Regions from separate parts of the Homo sapiens genome. Here all the other regions are linked to region 1. A link is a loop called in an ENCODE intact Hi-C map of the cell type or tissue named here. Cell type or tissue: IMR-90. All regions are shown on one strand.

The links. A loop is a pair of places that touch in the nucleus more often than their neighbours do. Peaks named below come from ENCODE experiments on the same cell type or tissue, not always from the same donor. Only the 100,000 strongest peaks of a DNase experiment are listed, where the experiment ranks them.
Region 2: a loop joins it to region 1, with 8 times the contacts of the local background. A loop is called at or near these places in 28 of 110 quality-filtered maps.
Region 3: it touches region 1 in a loop (7-fold over the local background); 69 of 110 quality-filtered maps call a loop at or near these places.
Region 4: it touches region 1 in a loop (5-fold over the local background); 6 of 110 quality-filtered maps call a loop at or near these places.
Region 5: it touches region 1 in a loop (6-fold over the local background); 3 of 110 quality-filtered maps call a loop at or near these places.

Annotation. Positions count from the first base shown.
Region 1 is chr6:133,566,154-133,571,153 of GRCh38, forward strand. It overlaps TARID (TCF21 antisense RNA inducing promoter demethylation), which reads right to left. Exons shown (of 9, transcript NR_109982.1): 5 at 2,037-2,095. Among named protein-coding and RNA genes, the nearest start is that of EYA4-AS2, 110 kb to the left of the region's middle. In IMR-90, CTCF peaks have their summits at 2,898 and 3,617; DNase peaks (open chromatin) are centred at 1,708, 2,928 and 3,558; H3K4me3 peaks cover 695 bases; H3K27ac peaks cover 1,840 bases.
Region 2 is chr6:133,833,425-133,838,424 of GRCh38, forward strand. All of the region lies in intron 2 of TARID (TCF21 antisense RNA inducing promoter demethylation), which reads right to left. LINC01312 (long intergenic non-protein coding RNA 1312) reads left to right here. Exons shown (of 3, transcript NR_027030.1): 2 at 4,169-4,300. Among named protein-coding and RNA genes, the nearest start is that of LINC01312, 15 kb to the left of the region's middle. RefSeq lists a silencer at 4,541-4,590. In IMR-90, CTCF peaks have their summits at 2,621 (motif pointing left) and 4,515 (motif pointing right); no DNase peak of the experiment used is centred here; H3K27ac peaks cover 586 bases.
Region 3 is chr6:134,094,953-134,099,952 of GRCh38, forward strand. The region is part of intron 2 of LOC124901404 (a long non-coding RNA gene); the gene reads left to right. Among named protein-coding and RNA genes, the nearest start is that of SLC2A12, 45 kb to the left of the region's middle. In IMR-90, a CTCF peak has its summit at 2,364 (motif pointing left); a DNase peak (open chromatin) is centred at 2,349; H3K27me3 peaks cover 576 bases.
Region 4 is chr6:133,705,182-133,710,181 of GRCh38, forward strand. All of the region lies in intron 4 of TARID (TCF21 antisense RNA inducing promoter demethylation), which reads right to left. Among named protein-coding and RNA genes, the nearest start is that of LINC01312, 110 kb to the right of the region's middle. RefSeq lists a silencer at 2,437-2,637. In IMR-90, no CTCF peak of the experiment used is centred here; DNase peaks (open chromatin) are centred at 100, 770 and 2,490; H3K27ac peaks cover 1,145 bases.
Region 5 is chr6:133,629,359-133,634,358 of GRCh38, forward strand. All of the region lies in intron 4 of TARID (TCF21 antisense RNA inducing promoter demethylation), which reads right to left. Among named protein-coding and RNA genes, the nearest start is that of EYA4-AS2, 180 kb to the left of the region's middle. In IMR-90, a CTCF peak has its summit at 2,267; DNase peaks (open chromatin) are centred at 2,293 and 3,063; H3K27ac peaks cover 2,382 bases.

The DNA of each region.
Region 1 (5,000 bases):
GTTCAAATAATTGTACCCACAGAGTAAGCACAGTCAACAAGTTTACCAAGATCAGACACCAGCACTCAGATAAACAATCTAAAAATATTCAATTCTGCTGGGGGATGGAGGGGAGAAGAAAGAAGCAAAGACAAAACTACAGGTATTTAATTTGAGTTTTACTATATTACAATTGTTACTTGTGCCTAATCAGAAATATATCTTGAGGTCTAAAAGTTTTAGAGTAATTATCATTTTTAAAATAAAAATGATAAAAATGGCTCTCCCAAAAAGCCATGAAGTGGCATCTATGATTTTCTACTTCACCCACCTAGATAACCCACCATCAGAAATCAGTCATCATTCTCACTGCTGACCACCAAACCTAGATTTTCCTCCAAAATATAGCACACCTGAGACTTATGGACAAAATGAACTTATAGCTTGAGTTACATGTTATAATATTCCAGGGTGCCTCTTTTTAATTCCATTTTGTATACTAAACTAAACACTATGGAACATTTTCCTAATTGGGGTATTGTTTCTTCTTATTTTTAATTTGTTTAAGCTCCTGACAGCCCATCTCAAACAGAAACTTAAAGGCTAGCCATGTAAGTGAATATAAATGAATTGACCTGGTCTCAGTTTATCTACAATTCATTTATTACAATGTACCTCAATCACTCATCAATTCATCCATTTACTCAGCAAAATATTGATAAATCACCTTTAAAAAACACCACAGGCACATCCTGTGCTAAGTACTAATAATACAAAAATAAATAAGAAGACATGGTCTCTGCTTTTAAGGGGCTCTAATAACAAATGAAAACAGTAGATACAAAAACAACTAACAAAACTCCAACAAGGGCTATAGTAGAGACATAAACAGAAGTGATTTCAGAGAACATAATGAGAATGTATTGTGAACTAGTTCATCTCAAATTAATTAAAATAATAATTGTAGGATTCTGGAATTGTGTATGGGTCTCCAAGCTACAAAGAGGGAGAGGATGTGCAGGTGGAGAAAAGCAGACTAATTTTCAAAATACTTTACTGCATCATTCAACCCAGTGTTCTGGGGATCTTTGGGCTCTGAACCAACTTGAATTGGGGATATGATTTTCATTTGCAGGATGTCAGTTTCCTATACAGTGGCATAGGCCATGAGCATGCCAAACCAAACAACAAACAAACAAACATAAAACACGGTGGGTGTGGAAACTTGGCTCTGTGAATTTCTTCCATACTTGCATTTATTAGGGCAGCTGCTCTTTCAGTCTCTGATTCACTTTGCTTCAGATCCCAGTCCCTTTTGGTTTTCTCTATTTGGATTTAATAACTGAGTCCTGGATCCTTTAATGCTAAATAATAGGCTGCATAGGGCACTGCCTCTGGTTATTACTTTGTCCATTACAACTATGCCCTAATACCAGGCCCAGGCCTGGGGATACTGCTGGCCACTTAACCCTTGGGGTAGAGGGAGGGAGATGCCACCCCATGACACTGCCACACCCAGAGCTTACACTTGGCATAGTTACACCTTTTCCAGCACTGACCACTCTCCCTGCATTTTGCATCCTCTCATTCCTGTTGCAATGTCCAGAGCCCTCATGATGCTTCCTTGCTCTCTGCTTCACATAATTCTTCATTCTCCCCAACCAGCGTTTTCTGAACAGTACCCAACATTCCAGACTTTTCCCACCCCCTCTTCCAGTTTCTGATCCTCATTTAAGTGAATGCCTCATCCTACCAAGGATTCAGTTTCTGCAGAGGAAAGTTGACTCATCTATAAGTCTCTAAGCAAATAGAAAATAAAATAAGTTTTAAAACAACAGATTGAAATCTCTGCCACCGAGGGCTCAACACGACCCTTTATGTAGCAGCGCGGGGCGCAGAAGGAATTCAGGGACCCTTTTCCCACTTGCAGTGACTTTTGATGCATGTGTTTCAGTAGCTTCTGGAGATGGGCTACGTGGAAATACAGAACGATTCTCAAGTAGATTTGAGACAACTCCGAGGAGTCTGAGAAATTTGGGGGAAGAATTTGAACTTGCCTGCAATTCCCAAGCAGTAGAGGAAGTTGGTCGGATGATTACTTGCAGGTTCGTGTTGTCTGTGAAAAAAACAAGTTTGATTAAATAATCAGCAAAACCTGGATAGTCAGAAAAGACTTGAGAGCAAGTGAGAAAATTCCAAGTATCCCCTCCATCTTTCTTTTAGTACCTAACACAGTACATGACACATAGAAGGAGCACCACAGATATCTGTTCGATTACACCCTGATTGCACTTACTGCTCTCTGAGGCCAAAAGATATAGGGTCGAACGTTTTGAGCAGAAAATAACTGGCTCAAGGCTGAGGAAAAACAACAGTAACACGAACCATAACAACAAAATCTACGCTGGGAGCGGTGGCTCACACCTGTAATCCCAGCACATTGGGAGACAGAGGCATGCGGATCACATGAGGCCAGGAGTTCGAGATTAGTCTGGCCAACATGGTGAAACCCTGTCTCTACTAAAAATACAAAAAAAAAAAAAAAAAAAAAATTTAGCTGGGCGTGGTGGCACACGCCTGTAATCCCAGCTACTGGGAAGACTGAGGCAGGAGAATCGCTTAAACCTGGGAAGCGGAGGTTACTGTGAGCCGAGATCGCGCATGGCACTCCAGCTTGGGCAACAGAGCGAAACTCCGTCTCAAAACAACAACAAAAACCTAAGGAGTGAGATAAGAATAAAGACGTTTCTTTATTCCTCATAAGAACCCCTCACCAGGTCCTTCCCTAGAAATAAGCTAATTATTGTTAAAATTTATTCAGTTAAAGGAAAAAACGCCATCAATCCTTTTCTTTCCTCCTTCCCTTCATTATTCAGGTTTCTGAAAGTCTTCCCACTGGCAATACCTCAGAAGGACACCAGAGGACGATGTATTTTAACTGTTCGGATTCTCTCTAAAACCCCATCTTTCTTTTTCAGAGTCTCAAATCTCAACTGACAAATTAACCTAAGAACTATTCCACGAAATAAAGTAGAAGCAGCATGCCTTGTAGAGAAGCCGTGGTATAATGTATTATACTTTAATATTAATATTGTATTTTACACAGAATTTCTGCGAACTGCATGAATACTGATGATTCCAAGCCTAAACAAGAGGGGGAGTACAATCACAACACTCTGGAGATTAGGTGCTTAAAGCTTTCGAAAACGGCAGCCCGCTTTGTTACTGTGGCCGGTTCCTGGCTGGGAACAGGCTCCTTTTCGGCACTACCTACTTGATACGTGTGATGTTGTCACAAACATCTAGAAAAAACATTAGTTCTCAGGAAAAGAATAACAGGAGACACGTATATTGCCATATGAAAACAAGTATACATACGTGTGTATGCATGTGTATATTTGTACAAATTATGACCCCCTCGAAAACCTATGATCAGTGTCTCAAATATTAACATTACAGATAGTATTCCATCATTCCTGACTGCAACTGACAGGAGTTTCACTGAGAAGTGAGGATCGGAGCTTTGGTGACTCAGCTCTTTGTAGTCACCCCAGCAGGGTGTGTCATATGAGGGCCACGGAGCATGCATCATCCTGAGGAAGGTGTTTAAAACCAGCTCCCCTCGATGAGACAATCTCAGCGCTCCCTCTAGCTAAACCTGGCCTTATTGCCCTAACTCTAGTACACCAGATTTAAATATGCTTCACATAAAATACATTTGTCAAAAAGTACTAGAAATTAAGCACTTAGAAGCAACATCCAACTTATTAATGAAACTATAATTTTTCCTCAATATCTCAGCAATGATGAAGTAAACTAACTTTAGGGTAGACGTTAAAGCGTTATTTGCCATACATTTTTGCAATTCTAGCCCTCTTTAAACCTACTTGCAGAAAGTTATTAGCCCCAATGTCCATAAAATCCTTCTAAAAGAAGCTAATTCTTCTTCCCCAGCACCCAAAGTTGTTTGTGTTTTCTGTGAAGATATATTTAATATTCAGAAATTACTCTGTGACTTGCAAAATACAACTGACTCAAAATATATAAGTAGTGGGAGGGATTCTAACCTATAAATAAAAACCTCTTAAGTCTCAAAACATTTTAAGTAATTTTAAAACATTTTAAAATTTTAGAAAATAATTTATTGAATTAAAATAGTCAGCAATTACTGGTTATTACTAACATGAGCAAAATCACTGACAATTCAACTAAATTAAATCTATGAAAATCTGGGATTTAAGAATAATGTATTTATAATTTCTACAGAGGACAAGCCATAAATATTTTAACTTGAGAGTCTCGCATATATACACATTGTGAGCTAAATTAATCAAAACACTTGCTTAAAAAATTAACTATGCTTGAGGTGTCATGGTAGAGATCATATTTTAATGTATCAGAAAGAGATTTGATGCTTGACTAATTTCATTTAAGTGCATATTTCTTGATTATCATCCAACATCCCAGAATCTTATTTCCCTCATCTGAACCAACAATTAGAAATAGAGCAAATATTATTAGACAACATCCATGAAAATATATTCAACTTCATTACCAAAGAAATGCAAATTACAATCTATATAAGAAAAATATAAAAATAATGAAGTATTTTTAAATCAATAAAATATATAGTTTTAATGAGCACATGATGAAACTAGTATATTCATACATTGCTAGTTTTAATAAATATTAAAGCAAGTCATTTTGTAAAACAATTTTGCAGCATAGTTCAAAATATAGGATTCCATTCATTCGGAAAATCCAGAAGTAATAACTGAGCACCTCCAATTCACCGATTTAGGGACTGGAAATGCAATGACCAGCGTAAAGTGACACACCATCCCCGTGCTCATATTGCTTGCTGTTCGGTATTATTTTAAATTGAAAGGAAATAGTTGTATGCAGGTGACTATTCTCTGATATTCTCTGAACATAATTTAAATGCCTAACAGTTGGAAAGGCAACAATTAAATTTTAGCTTATCAATATCCTGTAAAACTATATAACCAATAAAATGAGAA
Region 2 (5,000 bases), 270 kb after region 1:
ATATATACATATATATAGATATATATATAGATATATATATACATATATATATAGATATATATATAGATATATATACATATATATATAGATATATATATAGATATATATATACATATATATATAGATATATATATAGATATGCACACATTTATTTTACTCTGAACTATCTAGGATGTTTTTTCTAGAAAGGAGAAATATACAAATATACAAAATGTACAAATACATTTTGAAGAGGAAAACAGTTTTAAAAGACTTTTAAGTATTCTAGAAATCTTAGAAATGACAAGTTTAGATATCATGAGATTAAAGAGAAATAACCGTGATTTTTTAAAAATGATCCTGGGAATGAAAGAGGTGGGTCTTCAATACACTAACATTTAAATTCTCAGCTTCAGGAGAAATTGAGTTTTCATTCATGCTCTGAACCCTCTTCCCTTGGCAATGAAGCCTCAGCATCCCTTTGCTTCTCCTGTGCCCTCAAGTGAGAACTGAGTTATGGCTGGCTGTCTCAGGAAGAAAATAACTATTACAAGACATAAGATGGGCTGGGGTGGGGGAGGGCTAAGGAAAGGCCTGCCATTTAGCTTGTAAAGTGCAGCAGCTGTGGCCTGTTTTCACTAATATCTGACATGTTTCTTTGGCCACTCGCCAAATTGAGCTGTACCCAACACTTCTCCCATCCTTCCTGTGCCTCCAGGATCCTTTGTAAATGCTACTTGAGACTCCAGTCTACTCCAAATCAATCCCCTTGGTTCCTTCCTCCCCTTAATGCACAGGCATCCCACCCTAATTAATTAACCCAACACCAGCTTCATCCAGGACCTTCCCACACTTTGCCCCTTCACGCAGCCCAGAAACATCAGCACATTCCTGACTTCATCACTTGTCAACTCCCTTTCTGTTAAAGACCAGTGTCCCCTTTCGCTGACCTGGCCTCTGATTTGATCTCACTTTAAAGTATCCCACTTTAAGAGACAGTAACAAATGCTGCCTTTTTCCTGTTTGGTTTGTTTATTCATGTTCACTCAGTCTATTATAATTAAAGACCAAGGGAATTCTAAGAAGAGCCCAGGAAGATGGTTTATGCATTTGATATGTGGATAAATCCAATACTGGATTTGTAACAAAGTTCACTTCACCTATTGCTAACTGTGTGAACTTGGGTGAGTTTCCTAAGCTCTTGTCATTCATTCAAATACTTATTGAGTGCCTGTTACTATGCCACGTTCTATTGTAAATGCTGATGCTGCAATTTAAACAGGGAAGCAAAAATACCTGCCCTCTGTGATGTTTATATCTTAAAGAGGAAAAGTAACTGTTAATAAATAGGTGGATTTAAAAATATAGACATTTAAGAAAAAATATAAGGAATGAGAGAAGAAGAATAGGGAGTGTCAAGATTAGGAGTAGAAAGGAAGGTAGCAACTTGGAATAGACCAGTCCCTAACTTCCTGATGCGATGTTTCACCAGGCCTGAGGTCATGCAGATAGCTGAGAAAAAAAAGCATTCCCAAAAGAGGAAACAGCAAGTGCAAAAGCCCTGAGACAGAAGAGTGTTGCCTGGCTTGTTGGGCAAAGAGACAGCTATGGCTGGCAGAGAACAAGAAAGCAGCAGCAGTTGATGTCAGAGTAACAGGGAGCTAGAACTCAGAGGGCCTTGTACATGATAATAAAGAGTGTGGATTTTACTTTGATAGAAATGGGAACTCACTAAAGGATACTGAATAAGAGTAACATGATTGGATTTACCTCTAAAGAATCTCAACTAACTCCTCTGTAAGAGTGTAGAATGTATAATAACAAGAGTGGCGAAGACTAGCCTGCCTGCTCAAATCCCAGTGCCACCACTTACTACCAGTGTGACTTTAAGCTAATTGTTTAACCTTCCTAAGCTTTGATTTTCTCATTTTTTCCTTTTTTTTTTCTTTTTTACAGAGGTAATCAAAAGTGTTCTCATTTTTAAGGTGGAATTGATAGTAGTTCCTCTTTTGTAAGGTTAAGAAAAAATAAATCAAATAGTGCATACTGAGGTGTTTAGCGCAGTGGATACCACCTAGAAAGCCTGACACACGCTGATATTATCAGGCTGGTGAGAATCAAGTTCTATAATGTATGTGCGGTATTTGCTTGTGTTGTCCAGCATAGTGGCATAGTGAGCACTTACATGTCATCTACTATCAGTTACTAGCATTACCAACTACTAACCCACTGGCTGTTTTAAAGTAATTTTGTACCTTTAAAAATTTTATAATATACCACCTTAAAAGAATCAGAATAGCAAAAGTTCACAGATAATTTTCAGATGTCTCTGAACCTTCTTATTCAAAGTACTCTGCAAAGCACTAGAAAGGCATATGTACTTGGGTAAAAGAGTAAACACACACTGTCTCTCTCTTTCTGTTTTATCATATATATAAAATAAAACAGAGATATACATAATTATCTATATATTAAACATATATATCTTTATGTATATATCTTCCCCTTTAAAAATTACTGATATATATAGAGAGAGAATTTTATAGATAATTTTTAAAGAAGGGGAAATTATCTATATATAGATAATATTTTAAAGAAGAGGAAAGAGTTAGTTAAGACAAGTTTCTGTGTGTTGCTGACCCCTGTTGGGTGGAAAAATTAAAATTGGTCTTCTGAAAGAAAGAAAAGTGAATTCTCAACTCCCTGTACATGATCCTGACCGGGAACCTACTCTCATCCATTTCACTGATTCCACGTGTATGGCCATGGATGGGGACATTGGAGGCCTACTGGTTCTTCGAAGCCCTACTGGTTCTTCGAAGACCTGCTTCATTACCCAAATGTTATGCAGCTCATACCTCATTTCTTTCCTGAGACCTAGACTACCTTAAACTGAGAGGGAGGATCTCATCTTTCTTTCCCTTGCCCACCATACTCACACACACAGACATACTGACATACTCCCAAAACAAACACATGTCCCCCAAGCTTAAGTCTCTTAGGAAACAACCACATATCCTAATCTGGTCTTGATAGTCAGCTCACGAGAACAAAGGAGAGGAAGATTAATGTAGAAACCTGCACTAAAGGCTGAGTACAGTGGCTCAGGCCTGTAATCCCAACACTTTAGGAGGCCAAGGCAGGTGGGTCACCTGAGGTCAGGAGTTCTAGACCAGCCTGGCTAACATGGCGAAACCCATCTCTACTAAAAATACAAAAGTTAGGTGGGTGTGGTGGCGGATGCCTGTAATCCCAGCCACTCGGGAGGCTGAGACAGGAGAATCGCTTGAACCCGGGAGGTGGAGGTTGCAGTGGGACGAGATTGCACCACTGTACTCCAGCCTGGGCGACAGAGCAAGACTCCGTCAAAAAAAAAAAAAAAAGAAAGAAAAAAACCTGCACTAGAATAAGTCCTAGTTCTTTCTTTTCTTTAAAGACAGACAAAATGCGATGTTTTAATTCTCATTTTACCTAATAATAAAGAAAAGATGTACCATTAAAATCAAGTAGGAAATTATCCTTGTCTTATTGTCACTTTTTTAAAAATTGTGCTATTCTGCACAGACCAGTTTCTCTAGAATGTTCCCTTGCTGACTTTTCCTCTAGTAGTATCAGTTATACCGAAAATCAGTCGTACTCTTACTTTATTTTACTGGGCACTATCAAACTTAACAGAAGAGGTATATAAAGGCAGGGAGAACTACCATTGATATAAGGCCTCTTCCGGACCGAAACGCGCAGCCGCACCTCTCTGTTCCGTCAGGTGGAATAGGCCCCCGACCCGGGATCTCTACCCAAAAGGAGGCGGTTAGAACACAGGTGTCCTATTCCCTTTAGTCCTCCATCCTTTACTAGACAAAGCTGCGCAATTAGAATAATAAAATGCAGCCGGGAGAAATTGTTAACGCTTGTAATCCCAGCATTTTGAGAGGCTGAGGCTGAAGGATCGCTTGAGTCCAGGAGTTCAAGCCTGCAGTGAGCTATGATCGGACCATTGTACTTCAGCATGGGCGACAGAATGAGACCCTGTCTTTAATAATAATAATAATAATAATAATAATAATAATAATAAATCCAAAACATCAAGAAATTGGTTGTGCCCTTTTAAAATACACTTAGAAGGGGAACGGTTAGAAATCTTAATTTCAGGGATATTTTACTCCTAAACCTATTCTTTTTGTTTTTGCAGAGATTGATCATGCCTACAATGACAACTGGAAAACAGAAATGAAACCATATAAGCCAAGCACTCACGCAATCTTTGTCCTCCCAGTTGACTTAAGAACACTTGTGAAGAAAATGTGGCGTCTTTAGATCTCAGGTAAGGGATCCGGAGCACTGTTTTTCCTGATACACCTCCATCCTGCAGGGTAGTTGGGAGTGAGGTGTGCTGAGAAGGAACAAGTTGTCCGCTTTAACTTGACAAGGCACGGCTTCCCCCGCCTCCTACTTGAAGTATTCTAGTTGCTGAAATAAATGTTCAGGTGTTTTGGGTTTTGTCTCTTCCAGCTCCGCCCGTCTGCGCCTCTCCAGCAGAGGGCGCCTTTTCCACTGGGTCTCACTGTGGGCTGCTGGGAGTTTTATTCGGTTTGGGCCGGGAAGGAGCTGTGCTGGATCCGCGCCCCCTGCCTTGGCGCCGCCTCTGGCCCCCTGAGCCGTGGCCCATCCCATGCAGAATCAATCGGGGCTCCTCACTCCCGCGCCTGCTCCCCGGGGGCTGAATCCGCCCGCCCGGGGGCCAGGTGCCGTTGAGATCCCAGGCGCTCCACCTGGAGGCCCTATCTGGATCGAAACTCGCACTCGCCCCGCCCTCTTGTTACCAGTTCTCTCCGGGCTTGTGGAAAGAGTTCCCCAACCCGGGATATATACCCGAGAGGAGGTTAGGACACAGGTGTCCTATTCCCTTGCATCCTCCATCTTCTCCTACTCTGTTACTCTCCTCTTTTGTTAGTTTGATGGTGCCCAGTGAAATAAAGCAAAAGAATACAACTGATTTTCAGTGTAACTGATACTACCAGAGG
Region 3 (5,000 bases), 530 kb after region 1:
GCTCCCATGCCTGCCACTTGTCAACCCTCCTGTGTAACTGGCTCTGTTGGATACTCTTTTCCCAAGAATTTTAATAAGAAGTAGGAAGAGGATGGGTCAGAGACTCCTCACGGGTTGCCATCTTAAATAATGGAATAAAAATGAATACAGCTATGTAACTAGAATATATGTGGCTTATAGGAAGGGAATAATTTTCCATTTCTTACCTAATTTATAGCAGAGTACTAGACACATAGTAATTGTTCAGTAAATCTTTTTGATGGATCAAATCAGTTTCATCTAAACCATAGACAATCCCTTATTATCCAAATGGCATTTTTTGGCAACCAAAAAATAAATTTTACACCCATTTCCAAGGTAAAACTATCATGCTATAAGATATCAAGTTACTTGATATTTATTCATTTGATGTAAATTAGAACCAAACTCATATGCTTTTTTTTCTTTTTTTTTTTTTTTTTTGTTTTGAGATGGAGTCTCGCTCTATCTCCCAGGCTGGAGTGCAGTGGTACAATCTCAGCTCACTGCAACCTCTGCCTCCTGGGTTCAAGCAATTCTCCTGTCTCAGCCTCCTGAGTAGCTGGGACTACAGGCACATGCCACCATGCCCGGGTAATTTTTGTATTTTTTAGTAGAGACAGGGTTTTGCCATGTTGCGCAGGCTGGTCTCTAACTCCTGGCCTCAGGTGATCTGCTGGCCTCGGCCTCCCAAAGTGCTGGGATTACAGGCGTGAGCCACCACACCCAGCCCCAAACTCATGCATTTATTATGAAGATTAAATAAGAGTATTGCTTACAGTAGTCAGTATAATGTCACTATAACAGTAAGTATGTCTTACAGTTAATAAACATGAGCTTTTATTATAAGCCTCTTAGAATGTAAGTTCCTTCAAGGCAGGACTTTGACAGTTTTCATCAACCCTATAGCCCTAATATCTTAGTGCTTGGTATGCGTTTATTGAAAAAAATAAATTAGGAATGAATGAGTAAATGAACAAATTAAGTCACACAGAGCCAAACTTTCTGCCATCCACTTTGGAAAATTGTCTACTGGTTCTTATTATTTGTGTTTGGAACTAATAAGTCTCAGTACAAGTTTACCATTTTGCGGCACCAATACAAGTAATGAAAACCTCAGAATGATTAATCTCAAAATGAGTATAATCAGTTTATAAGAGATTAGTAAGTTGAAGGAGATATTCTCTGTCTAAACTTGTTCATGATTTTAAAACTCGTGACAGGCACTAACAGCAGGTAATTCCATATAAATTAGTACTTGAGCCCCAACAAAGTTGCTTAGAGAAGTTTCTTTTAATTTTAATATAAGGACTCCCTGAAATATTCAGCATTTATGGCATTGCTGACATTAGTTCATTACAAAAGTGATTTTAGCTACTACTATGGAAAACATAGAGTGAGCGAGAAAATCAAATACCTTGGGAAAATCAGGCAAGTAAATATTTACAAACGACATTTACATTACATAAGACAAATGATTTAAGGGATTTTTTTTCTATTAAATGATCTTATTTATCTTATTTTATGGTGTTTATACGACTTCAGTGAAACTGCAATATAATTAATGAGCTTAAAATTATAATTACCTTTTAGCTTTTAAATCTTATGATCTTATAGTACTTCAGTCCTGGGGAAAACATGTTTTGCATCTCTTTTTAAGTAACTACAATTTAAAATGTTGTCTTCATTTTTGAAAAACAAGTAAGAGGGCAGGTGCGGTGGCTCACACCGGTAATCCCAGCACTTTGGGAGGCCGAGGCGGGCGGATCATTTGAGGTCAGGAGTTCGAGACCAGCCTGGCCAACATGGCAAAACCCTGTCTCTACCAAAAATATAAAAAATTAGCTGGGTGTGGTGGTGCACACCTGTAATCCCAGCTACTCAAGAGGTTGAGGCAGGAGAATTGCTTGAACCCAGGAGGCGGAGGTTGCAGTAAGCCCAGATCGCACCACTGCACTCCACCCGGGTGGCGGGGCAGCGGGGATCAGAGCGAGATTCTGTCTCAAAAAAGAAAGAAAAAAAAAAAAAAGGCAAGTAAGCATACTTAATGTCTGTTGTCATGCAGACATTTTTTGTCTCTGATAAAATGAGTCCAATCAAAGTGTTGTTTCAGAAATCTTGTGATTTTAAGGTTTCTAGAATTTTCCTTCGCTACAAGTCTAACGCTAATGCTTGAAGGTTAGAGAGAAGTCATAAAATAATAAAGCAACAGTATCATTATATAAACAAAAACAAAAATCTTCTTTCAAAAAGCCTTAAGCAGCTCCTTTTTTCTCCAGTGCCAGAAAATTCTGGCCCTTGAATCATTTGCAGTGGGCTCACCAGACTTTTCCAAGCCAACATTGCCATCTGCTGGTGAAGTTGCTATAATAGCTTATAAAATGAAGTGATGGATGGAGAGCGGAGGCTTTGTTTTAGCTTTTGTTTTAGTTTGACTACCTTGCATAAAAAGTTCATTGAATGTAACAATATTTTAGTAGCAGAATTTAACTAACCTAGTGAGATTTTAACTAAAGCAAAAGAGAAACTAAAATTCTTTAAGAACTAAAATTCTTATGAATTTTATTCAAATTGGCTTCCTGAAAGAATTTCACAATTTGCTGCAGAGACTAAGAGCACGGATATGCATGGCTGTGCTGTTTCCTACCTGTGTGACCTTCATAAGCTCTCTGTACCTTTGCTTTCTCATCCATAAAATAGACATACTCAGGACAGTGCTTGGCACACAATATGTGCTCAGTGAATATTAGTTGTTATTATTATTAATATTTCTTCCTAAGGTAGACATGAAAGAAAGCTTCTTGGTTATTTTGGAACACTTCTGATTTCTAAGATATTAATCTGTTTGTTTTCATAATCTTACAATAGCAAAACATAATGGAAAGTCTGAAATTTTACTAAAGTTTTAATTTTTACTTCTTGAAATTATTTAAGATCTTAAAATATGTTTAATTGAGGGTCATTTCAAGTTATAACCCTTTTTAAAGCAGTATTTCTATCTTGAATGTTCACATGTTTCTACAAATCCAATTTATTATGGTGCCAAGATTTGAAACATATGTCTATAAGCAAATAAAAAATGGATAATGCTTTTAAAAATGCAGCATTTAATTACTAAAAACAGCTTCTAGAATGTGAATATTATTATAGAAGACAAATGGCCGAGCCATTCCCGGATCACATAGTCCCTGAGCCGGAATTCACTGTGACGTTCCCACACTGTTTCTTGTCTCCCGTCAGCCTCTTGTTCCCCTTTCTTCACTTTACAATTTTTTTCTGTAGGATCATGCCCTTTCCGGTGTAAATTTGCCTATCTTTTCTCAGCTGCTGCCAAATCTTCTCTTTATCAATTACCCTAATCAATACCAAAAAGGCCCAAGAGTAAAGCAGGCCCCTTGAAGTCCTCAGAAGGTCATGAGGAGGAGGAAATTCTTCCATATTAATATCTGTGTCTCAGTCACATACATATGCTACAAATCACAATGAACACACAGTGCAATTCAATTAATAACCCCTATTCCCCAGTGCCAGAGATGTGAGGAAACTGTTACCAGATGTTTCTGTCTTAACTCTATTAGAATCCAATTTTCTAGTCATTGTCTCCTTTTCTGAATCCCAATCTTGTTAAATCTGAATGGTCACTTTTCTTACATGAGGGCTTTTAGACTAATTACAGAGAACTGCTGCAACACATCTAACACTAGTGTTTAACGATCACACGCCTTCAAGTCCTCCCAGCCTGCTCCTTGGTGCTCTCATCCCACTAAGGATGATCCTTAGCAAACCACATGGCCTTTCATCGCATTACTCAGGTTGAAGCCATCTTTAGCTTCTCTTTTTGTCTCACGTCTCAAAGTCAGTCCATAGACAACTCAACAGCTCTGCATTCAAAATACAGCCCTCGTCTGACCTTTTTCATCTCCACCATCGCTAATACCCTAGGCAAGCTGCCATCTTCTTTCCCAGGACTACTGAAATGTCTTCTAATTCACTTTTTATAAGTGTCAACCAGATCATGAGCCTTCTCTCTTCTAACTCCTCAATGTCTCCATCTCATATTTCAGATTCCATCCAAAGTCCTTAGAATGGCCTCCAGGCTGCACAGAAACCGGGCAGGAATGACCTTATTTCCTTGGACCTTCTTCTTCCACACTGTGCCCAGTCTCACAAGACTTCTAACTCTGCCTGAACATTCCCACTTTAGAGTATTCGCACTTGCTGTTTTACCCACCTGGAGCGCTCTTCCCAGATGTTGCAATGACTTGCTTCCTCATATCACTCAGAACCTCTGCTTAAATGTGACTTCTACATCCAGGGCTCCCCGAAACATGCTAACAAAGGCAGCCATCCCCTTCCTCACTCCATCCCATTACACTCCATCCCTGAACCAGCTGAGCCCTATGTTAATTTGGAGCACCAGTCACTCCATGATATTATGGATTTATTTGTTGGTGGTATGCCTCTGCCCTAAGATGTCTACTTCATCAAGGTGGGGTCTTTGCCAGTTCTTCACAACTATACTCCCAGTGCCTACCAGATAGGAGGAATTTTCTAAAATTTATTGAGTTTGTGTGAGAATTATTGAAAAAAATGAAACTTTAGGGGCTCTATTGACTTTTTCTCAGATTTTACATTTAATTATCTAAAGTAATAATTATCACTTATAGAATACGTGCTAAGTGATAAATACTAAGCATTTAACACACATTATCTGACTTAATCCTCATAGTAATGCCAAAAGAATTACTGAATTGAATGTGTTTTCTTCGATTGCCTGGTGACCCTGGTTATCCATTCATTTTCAAAAGTTAAGAAAATTCTTATTATAAACTACTGAGAAAGGAAAGGAAAAAGAAAGTGCTTCATCAATACAAATAAGTAGCATAGATTTTCTCAGACACTGTGTAGATACATTTCCAAAACAAGCCTTTTCCCTGGATTTAAACTGGCTTAAGCTAGTCCAACCATTAGAAACAGATCAT
Region 4 (5,000 bases), 140 kb after region 1:
ATTAAGCAAAGGAAATTGGAAGATAAATTTATGACTACAGTTTCTGGGGAATAAACTTGAGGCCAGTTGGATATGACTTGAGTGAAGTAACGGTGGTGCAATAGAGCAGTGAAATCAGAACAGTCTAACTAGCCAATAAGGATGAATCATAATGCAATATAATCCTAGGTTTGGAGGGATTTTAAAGGCCATCTAGCCCAGCAGCATGATTTATACTATAGAATATTTTAGCTCAGCAATAGAAAACCAAAATTGTGAAGTTTTTTGTTTTTTAGAACCAATCCAAATTGTTCTGGCAAAATCAGACGTGTATTCTAAGCTCAAATTCCAATATATTAGTTTTTTGATCTATAATCTGTGGATGCACCACAAAGGGAATCAAGGGGCCCTTTGAAGTGGAATGCAAAATTTTGTGGGATTGTGTGCATTTACGCTTTTGTCTGATACAGTAAATATTGATCAATATCACACAAATAAACAAAAGGTCTTTGGAATCCTCAGTATTATAAAAATGTTTAAAAGAGTCCTGAGATCAAAGAGTTTGAGAACTATTGTTTTATACATTACTGTTATTTTTCATTTCCTCCACAAAATAAATTCTAGTACAGTCACATGCCACATAACATTTCCGTTCATGACAGACCACATATACAACAGTGGTCTCATAAGATTTTTTATACCATACTTTAACTGGGTGGAGTTTAGCTGCACCTACTGCAATTTTCTCAGAATAATATGGAGATTGTTGATACAACTTAGTCAGAGAATTGGAATGAAATGAACATCCAGAAGGCCTGTAGTGACAGTGGTGGAAGCAGTTGTTACACAGACAGCTTGCCAGGTGACCCTAGCTGGCTCTAAATGAACATGCTTTGGAAAAGAAAAAAAATGGAAAAGTAGAATGGCAGGAGAAAAAACATGAAACACAGGAGACACCAATCTCTCGAGGCAAGGGTATTCTCGATGTTTCTCATTGCCACTGCTTTTCAAAACAAAGCACTAAAGGAAGACTGCTATGGCTAGAATGTTTGCCCCCTCCTAAACTCATGCTGGAATTTAATTCTCACTGTAGCAATATTAAGGAGGGCCTTTACGAGACGATTAGGTCATGAGAGCCCTGCCCTCATGAGTGGATTAAGACTGTGATTGTGGGAGTGGGCTCCTGATAAAAGGATAAGCTCATCCCCCATTTGCTGTCTGTCTTGTGTGCTCACTTGCCCTTCTGCCATGTTATGATGCAGCAAGAAGGCCCTCACTAGATGTAGATCCTCGATCTTGGACTTCTCAGCCTGTAGAACCTTAAACCAAATCTCTTTCCTTTATAAATTACCTGATTTGTGGTATTCTGTGGCAGTAGCAGAAAACAGACAAAGAAGATCCTTTATGGATTTTTTTGTTTTGCTGGAAAATAACATTTTAGGAGACAGCTGTTTTGTAATTGACCTTATGGGGCTTAAAGTTTGAGAACCATATTTATATTAAATGCAATTTCACATTCTGTCACAGTTTCTGTTACTGTTTTCACAAAGAGTTAACTTAAAATACTAAAAAGAAGAGAAAGGTAATTTCTCTTCTGATTTTCTACTATGGGAACAAATTGAAAATTGAATGATGTAATGTATTTACAGTAATGTATATATATGCTGTATTTACTTGTGTTCACATAATCTAAATTAACAAATGTTGTAGGAGAAGCATGTTTGAAGTCAGGCAGACTTATGTTTGAATAAGTGTGATCTTGGGAAAGTACTTAATATTTCTTGATATTTGCTTCTTCATCTATAAAGTGGAATGTGAAATAGCTCCCTAGCAGAATTGTGGTAAGATTTGGAACAAGAGATGTAAAGGACCCTAAGTACCACACTGGAAATAGTCTATAAACTCAGTAAGTGTTTGCATATTACTTTTATTGCCACTATTACTAATTCATTGTTATTGCTGATGATTTAACAAAAGACTTATTTTAAAGTATGGATACAGTAGATTTGACAATTTTTCTATGAGTGCATTCAAAAACAATATAACACTAAAGCAAGTTACAGAAAACCACCATAATGCTCTTATCAGCAGCAGCAATAAACATATGTTTAGTACACACTATCCATAGAAAACATCTAGGTCTCAAATATATAATAATTTAGAAACAAATAGCTTGTTCTTAAGAAATTTTATAAGCTGTATGTCGAAGGACAATGTGTTATTTTTATCAGGGGCAACAAGCATGCTTTGCCTGTTCCCCTGTATCCCATGCTGGAGCTGGAATCAAGGAGCACTTCTTCCAGAATCCCTTGCCAGCAGGATTCTGGTTCAGAGCCTGAGAACAAGAGGCATTTACATGGAGTGTGAAAGGCTGAGGGAAGGCAGAGCCATTACTACCCCTCTAGCAAGTGGCTTTGACAGATGGTGCAGTTCTGTTGTGGTGTGAGCAATTTCCTTCAAATCACTCACTGATGGTGTGGGCAGCTGAAATCTTGACTGTGGTTTCCTGTGATTTCTGAAAGCTACTGTGGGTTTCCTCAGCAACAAATTCGGCGTATTCTGTTTATTACTGCTGGTAATACTTAAAATTGTTTCTGTATTGCTGAGCCGTCTATGAGTTAAAATGCTTAATAAAGTATCTGAATGACGTTACTTCAAGATGACTCACTAATCAGGGATGAACCAAGAAAATTAACAACGAACTCAAAATAAGGCAACCTGGTTTTGTATACAAATCTGCAATCATATAAGCATAAGTCAAAAATGTCATTCTACACATGTGTTTTCCTATTTGTCAAATGTAGATACTTAGAAAATTCTCACTTAATTCACTGAGCTTACATGAAGATTAAAACCATAACATTGAGGAAAATGTTGTGAAGACTGGAAACTCAAAGTGTCATATTGACCTACCACATTTATAAGTTTAGAATATCTCTCTTGTTTTCCTTCAGTTTAATTATTATAATAATAGCCTATACTAACTCAATCAACCCCCTGATAAAATTAATGTGCATCTTTAATATCACTTGAATTAATAAAACTCAATTATATGTAGCATATAGTATTCAAAATTCTGTAGACTTAAGTATATGGTATATTTGTTTATAACAAAATTTTACCATATCCTCAAGCTTCTACTTTAAATCTCAGAATGTAAATATAAAATTCAGAAAGTCTATTCTCAGATGCTTCCCTCTTCTTCATTATTCTATATTTATTGGAGGCATATAATTCATTTATTAATCATTTATTTATTAATGATTTTCTCAAATTTCTGTACTAGTATTTTTTTCCTTTCTATAAGGTTCATAGTAATTGCCTTCATCTTTGATGATATTTTATACATAAGTCAGACTCATTCATTATCTTCAACATCATCCTACTTTCCCTAATTCACCACCACTGTATCTGTTCACTATATTCATTTCTAATTAGGTGAAATGTACATATTTTAACATAATATAGTTATTAATATAATATTCTGATATAACACACAGGTTTTATTTCATCCTTGAAAGTTTCTATGAAAATCATCTTCCTAGAAATAGAAGAGCTGACAATAACAAGCCCTAAACCTAAGCTAAGAAACCTGAATCCTAGTTCTGCCTGTGTCATTAACTATGGACCTTGGGTAAGTTGCCTAACTGTTTTGTTATCCATAGGAGTTAAGTCATTAGACCATATCATTTCTTTCTTTTTTCTTTTTTTTAACTTTTATTTTAGGTTCGGGGTACATGTACAGGTTGGTTATATAGGTAAACTTGTTGCACAGGGATTTGTTGTACAGAATATTTTGGCACCCAGGTACTAAGCTTAATACTCAATAGTTATTTTTTCTGATGCTCTCCCTCCTCCCACCCTCCATCCTCAAGTGGACCCCAATGTCTATTGTTCCTCTCTTTGTGTTCATGAGTTATCATTTAGTTCCCACTTATATGTGAGATGTATTTGGTTTTCTGTTCATGTGTTAGTTTATTAATGATAATGGCCTCCAGCTCCATCCATGTTCCTGAGAAAGACATTATCTTCTTATTTATTATGACTGCATAGTATTCCATGGTGTATATGTACCACATTTTCTTCATTCAGTCTGTCATTTATGGGCATTTAGGTTGACATCATGTCTTTGCTTTTGTGAATAGTGCTTCAATGAACATTCACATGCATGTGTCTTTATGGTAGAATGATTTATATTTCTCTGGGTATATACCCAGTAATGGGATTGCTAGGTCATGTGATAGTTCTGCTTTTAACTCTTTGAGGATTGGCATACTGCTTTCCACAATGGTTGAACAAATTCACACTCCCACCAACAGTGTATAAGCATTGCCTTTTCTCTGCAACCTCCCCAGAATCTGTTATATTTTGATTTTTTAATAACAGTCATTCTGAATTGGTGTGAGATGGTATCTCATTGTGGTTTTGATTTACATTTCTCTAATGATACTGAGCTTTTTTCATAGGCTTGGTGGTCACATGTATGTTTTCTTTTGAAAAGTGTCTGTTCATGTCCTTTGCCTACTTTTTAATGGGATTGTTTTTTGCTTGTAAATTTGTTTAAGTTTCTTATAGATGCTGGATAATAGACCTTTGTTGGATGCACAGTTTGCAAATATTTTCTTCCATTTTGTAGGTTGTCTGTTTACTCTATTGATAGTTTCTTTTGCTGTGAAGAAGCTTTTTACTTGAATTAGATCCCACTTGTCAATTTTTGCTTTTGTTGCAATTGCTTTTGACATATTTGTCATGAAACCTTTGCCCGTTCTTATGTTGAGAAACATATTGCCTGTGTTATCTTCTAGGGTTTTTATAATTGGGGGTTTTACATTTAAGTATTTAATTCATCTTGAGTTGATTTTTGTATATGGTGTAAGAAAGGGGTCCAGTTTCAATCTTCTGCATATTACACCATATTATGTCTAAGTTACTTCCAGTTGTAAATTTTCTTTTTATTTACATATTTATTGCACATATACTATTGCAAATTTGTTGCAAAATATTTGTACTAAGTACTATGA
Region 5 (5,000 bases), 63 kb after region 1:
AATGAAGATCTGGGACATCCCTGCAGGTAATAAAAAATAAGCAGTTGAGGTGCTTGTTGAAGGCAAAAGGAATACAGAATGAATAGTGGAAGAACATAGTTATAAATATCAATTATGGCTAATGATCAGCTGCAAAAATAAGGACTATAATAGTTACAGATTTTTTTCTTATTATGAATGTTTGTATATATATTTAGCAAATATTTTTGTGTTCTTTCCTCTCTTATCCCCTTTTCATCTAACATAGGCTGTATTAATAATAGTTAACTTTATATCACAATATTTACATTATAGAATATCAAGGAGAAAAGTGAACAGTACCCAAGACTTTGCATCCTCTTCTGAGGAAAGCGTTAGTGTGGTTTTGGTGGCATGGAAGATAGTTGTATCATATTAGATGGAAGTATGATTTTGCCATTATTTTTATTTGGAGATTAAGTATGGTTCCAGAAGATGTGTATGGATGTAAAATTGGCAAGATGTGGACTGTGGTGGTCAGTTTTACCTTGCAACCTGGCTAGGCTATAGTCCCCATTATTCAATCAAACTTCAATCACAATCTAGCTGTTGCGATGAAGGTATTTTGTAGATGTGCTTAAAGTCAATAATCAGTTGATGTTATGCAGGGAGATTATCCCAGATAGTCAGTGTGAGCCTGAATCAATCAGTCAAAGGCCTTAGGATCAGAACTGGGGCTTCCTTAAGGAAAAAGAAATTCTGCCTGTAGATAGCAACCTGAAATTATGCTCAGGACTCTCAGCTTGCCTTTCTTGGTTTGTCCTGTGGATTTCAGACTTGCTTTGACATCACCAAGAATTGCACAAGTCAATTCCTTGCAATAAATCTCTTAGTATCTCCTACTGATGTTGTTTCTCTGGTTGAATCCTTACTGATATAACTAAAAAAACAAAAACAAAAACAAGAAAATACCAAAAACTTCCTTGTCTTATAATCTTTCTTGTGTCAATATTAATTTGTTTACTCAATTTCTTTCTTCTTTAGAGAATAAATTTATTGAAATCAAGATCTGGATTTCTCAAGTCTTTGAAGCACTAAGCACAAGGCCTTATCTAAATGTATGCTCAGTGAACAATAGTTAAAGAAATCTCAGTTTTAAGTTTTTCTCTTGTTTTCTGGTTTTCATTAGCTATGAAGGACTTGATCTTGAGGCAGATGTGGCTGTGGAGGACAAGCAAGTATTTCAGGCTTAAAATTACATTTCATTCCTAACATGTTTTCATTTGTAAATTATTCTTTGTCTCCACTAATTTGCCACAAAAAGTAATCTTACAAATGGCTTTCAAGTGTCACTAGGCCAATAGTAACTGAATTTATATTTCTAAATTCGTTGCCACAACTCACTTTTCCCCTTAAATATTTTTATCCTAGCCTTTTACTTTCATTCCAATTATCTTGGCTGATGTATTCATAAGTATCTTCCTCCAGAAAACTTATCTAGGCAATTTGGTACACATCATTTAAACTGAGGAATCCATTTCCTTGCTTATTCATTCATCCCTCAAGTAATTACCAAGTATCCACTATGTGTAAGGCACTAGGCTACATAATTTAGTGTGTCGGGGCTTCTTAATGACCTAATCCAATTATTATCCTGTGACAAAAACTAATCATAAAAACATAAAAACAAAAGCCTTTGCCCAAATTTGCCCAATTAAGTATTTTCATGTTGGTTAATCTTTGAGTCTTTCTCCTCTAAATTTGGGTTAGATTAATTCTATAAAAAAGGCTAAGCATATTTTTGAACTGCCCTTGTGGTTTCTTTCTACAGCAAACAGACACACAAACACACACACCTAAACTTTTCTAGATGTTCATATTACTGAAAATGAACTCATGCACCCACACAGATAGACCATTTTGACGTGTCCATATAACATTGGCCATAAACAATCACATATTTGCATAAAGTCTGGTGGTATAGTCTTTCCATTTTTATTCTTTTCAAAATATTGGAAGAAGTAGCAGTCAGACTTCCAGAGAAATTTCCCTTTGAGGGTTAAAATCATGTGCTCCCCAAATCCAGTCTGGAGCCCTCCTTCTCCACCAGGAAAGACCAGCTCAGAGCAAGGTTCTGAAATGGATCCATCAGATGATATTGACCACAAAGAAACAGCCATGAAGCCTGCAGTAGTCCCATGCCTGGAGTCATAACACAAATAATATCCTAGAAATGCTCCACCCTGCCTTGGACGGGGTCCTGGAGTGAGATTATTCTGCATTCCATGCTATAGAGGGCTGTGTTGCAGTCAAATTCCTGAGCATGACCACTGCCACAATGCAACTGTTTACTCCATCTCTAAATGTCACATCAACATGACCTTACAGAGGTATTTGTTTGTGTGACTCCTCATAGCAGGACCTTCTCTGTGGCTGGGACATTATGAGCTGTTAGTAAATATGAGAGTAATAGGAGAAGAAGGAAGAAAATTGAATGCCAAACAAACAAAAAGAATGGGGAAAAAGGAAGGAAAGAAGAAGAGATGAAAAAAGAAAAAATATGACAATAATAAAAGTAACATCTAAGGGCTTAATGTGTGTCAGGCAATAGTCTGAAATTCAAATGTTTACATGTTAATTCACTTAGTCCTCATAATTTCCTGGAAAATGTTACTATTATTATCTCCAGTTTCTAGATCAGGAAACTGGGCACAGAAAAATGAGAGAGCTTGCAAAGTTAAGGAGGAGCTGGGATTTGAACTCAGAAAGTCTCACTGCAGAACCTGAACTTATAAATGCTACACTCTTCTACCTCTAAATAAAAAACAATAACAGTGAAATTAAGTGGAAAAAGGCAAAGAATTGGAAGAATTCACTCAATAAACATTTCATTCAATAAATATTTATTAAGCAATTCAGAAAGATACAACTTCTGTAATCAAAGAGCTTGCAATTAAGTGGAAGAGAGAAAATGAAAGAAACAGAAAATGAAAGAATGCAACAGAGTAAAAGATTACAGGAGAACTTTATGCTGTACCAGGTCTCAGATTCATACTGGAGAAAGCAGCTATATCTGCCCAGGGGATGGTGTTGCGAGAGTTTCTACAGGAAGCAATATCTGGGCTGACTCAGAGAACCAACACTGGCAGCCGTAAAAACTGTGGGTTGGGAGAGGTGAGGCCTGAAAGGGGGACAATTAGGGTCTGCTGTAACACAGCATGTGAGAGCTGGTGAGGACCAGGCAGGAGCATTGACAGCTGGATTAAAGAGGGTGGGAAAAACTGAGATTAGATTAGGAGGAAGAATTGTCAAGAGCTCTTCATCAACATTAAAAAGGGATGTTGTGAGATGGTTCCCAGGTTTCTGACTTGGGCAACTTGATGATGCTGCCAATTTACCCAGAGAGGAAACAGAAGACAAAGAGAACTTTAAGGGTATTAGAAGAAGAAAGATGAGATAAAGATGATAAGCTATTGATTTTTGAGTTTGAAATCTCCATAAAGCTTCTAGGTTGAGATGTCTAGGAGCTGTATGGCAGAGTATACAAATCTGGCCAATATTAGTATATCACTTGCAATTAAATCCTTCAGAGTAGAAGGATCTAATTCTCTCTATTGAGAGAATATGGGTAATGAAAGAACAGTAAAGGATGGAACTCTAGAAAACAGTGCACAAAGGACAAAGAAGTTGAAGAGTAAGATAATCTATCACTCAAACCAAGGGGACTTCCACTTACAAAAAGATCAGTAATGATGTCAAATGCAACAGATGGCCACTTACAATACACAAGGCGAAGCATTCGTGGAATTTGCTGTCAGGTGATTATTGGCACCTAGAGCCTGGAGGGCAAGCTCTTGAAGAGAAGAGGATAACTTTCCCCATAAAAGAAAAAGAAAACAGAAGAACACACAAGATAAAGATGAATCTGTCAGTGTTTTAAATGGAGGGCAAAAGTTGAGGATAAACTATGAATTAGAGAGTGAACTTCATACTGAAATGTTAATGGAATCAATGACAGTGGTGAATATTTGAAATATCCACTGAGGGAAAAGGACAATTTAAAAGGTTGTCAGATGACAAAGAAGCCCACTTGGTACTGAGAAGGATCAATTTGCAGATGCACTGATCTGTGTCCTATCAGACTCCCTTCAGCAATCCCCCCTCGCAACAGGAGTTTGTGATTAGAGGGTGGGAACTTGGGTTTTAAGAATTAGTGGTGGAACATTATGAATGCTCAAAAGGAAAGGGAAAGAGTTAATGAGAAATGTCTATTTTCTGATTATCAATTGTTAAATTAAACATCTATTGAACACCTGTGTTGTGCTCTGTGGAGGGTGATTATTCAACTAATCATAAGCTTCACTGAACACCTACCATGTATGCTATACTATCTTAGGCACTGAACTTTCAAAGCTCTATGACACCTACCTTTAGGGTGCTTACAGTCTAATGGAAGAATCACATAAGAAAACCACAACATCAAAGCAATGTGGAAGGGGCTATGATAGAAGTAGGCCCAGGATGCTGGTGGATTGTAGAGAAGGGAAGTCTAAAACCAGATTGGGAAAGGAGGGAAAGAAGGAAGATTTTCTGATGAAGCCATGCCTGAGAGGTAATGACAACTAGGAGTTAGTCAGATTAGTGCTTGGGTGAGGCCTAAGAAGACACTTATGAAGCTGAGAAGACAAGGAGGGCTAGATCAAAATAAACTTTATAAACCATGTTAAGGAATTTGGATCTTATCCATTCATTATCCCTTTTTAAATCATATTACTCCTAACAGCAATTGTGAGCAAGTATTTATCCTCTGAAGATAGAGGAACATCACCTGAAATGGTTGTAGCTCATGTTAAAATTTCTGGAGCTTCCAGGTTTAAAAACAAATGTGAATTTTGTAACCTACTCTATATTATATCAATTTTAGTAGACTTTGAATTATTTACCTTCAAATAAATTAATCTTTAAGAAGATGCACCATGGTCCTCCTGGAGCTTCTTGTCTGTGAATGATGGCGGTAGGTGAAGAAGAAATCATTGAATTAT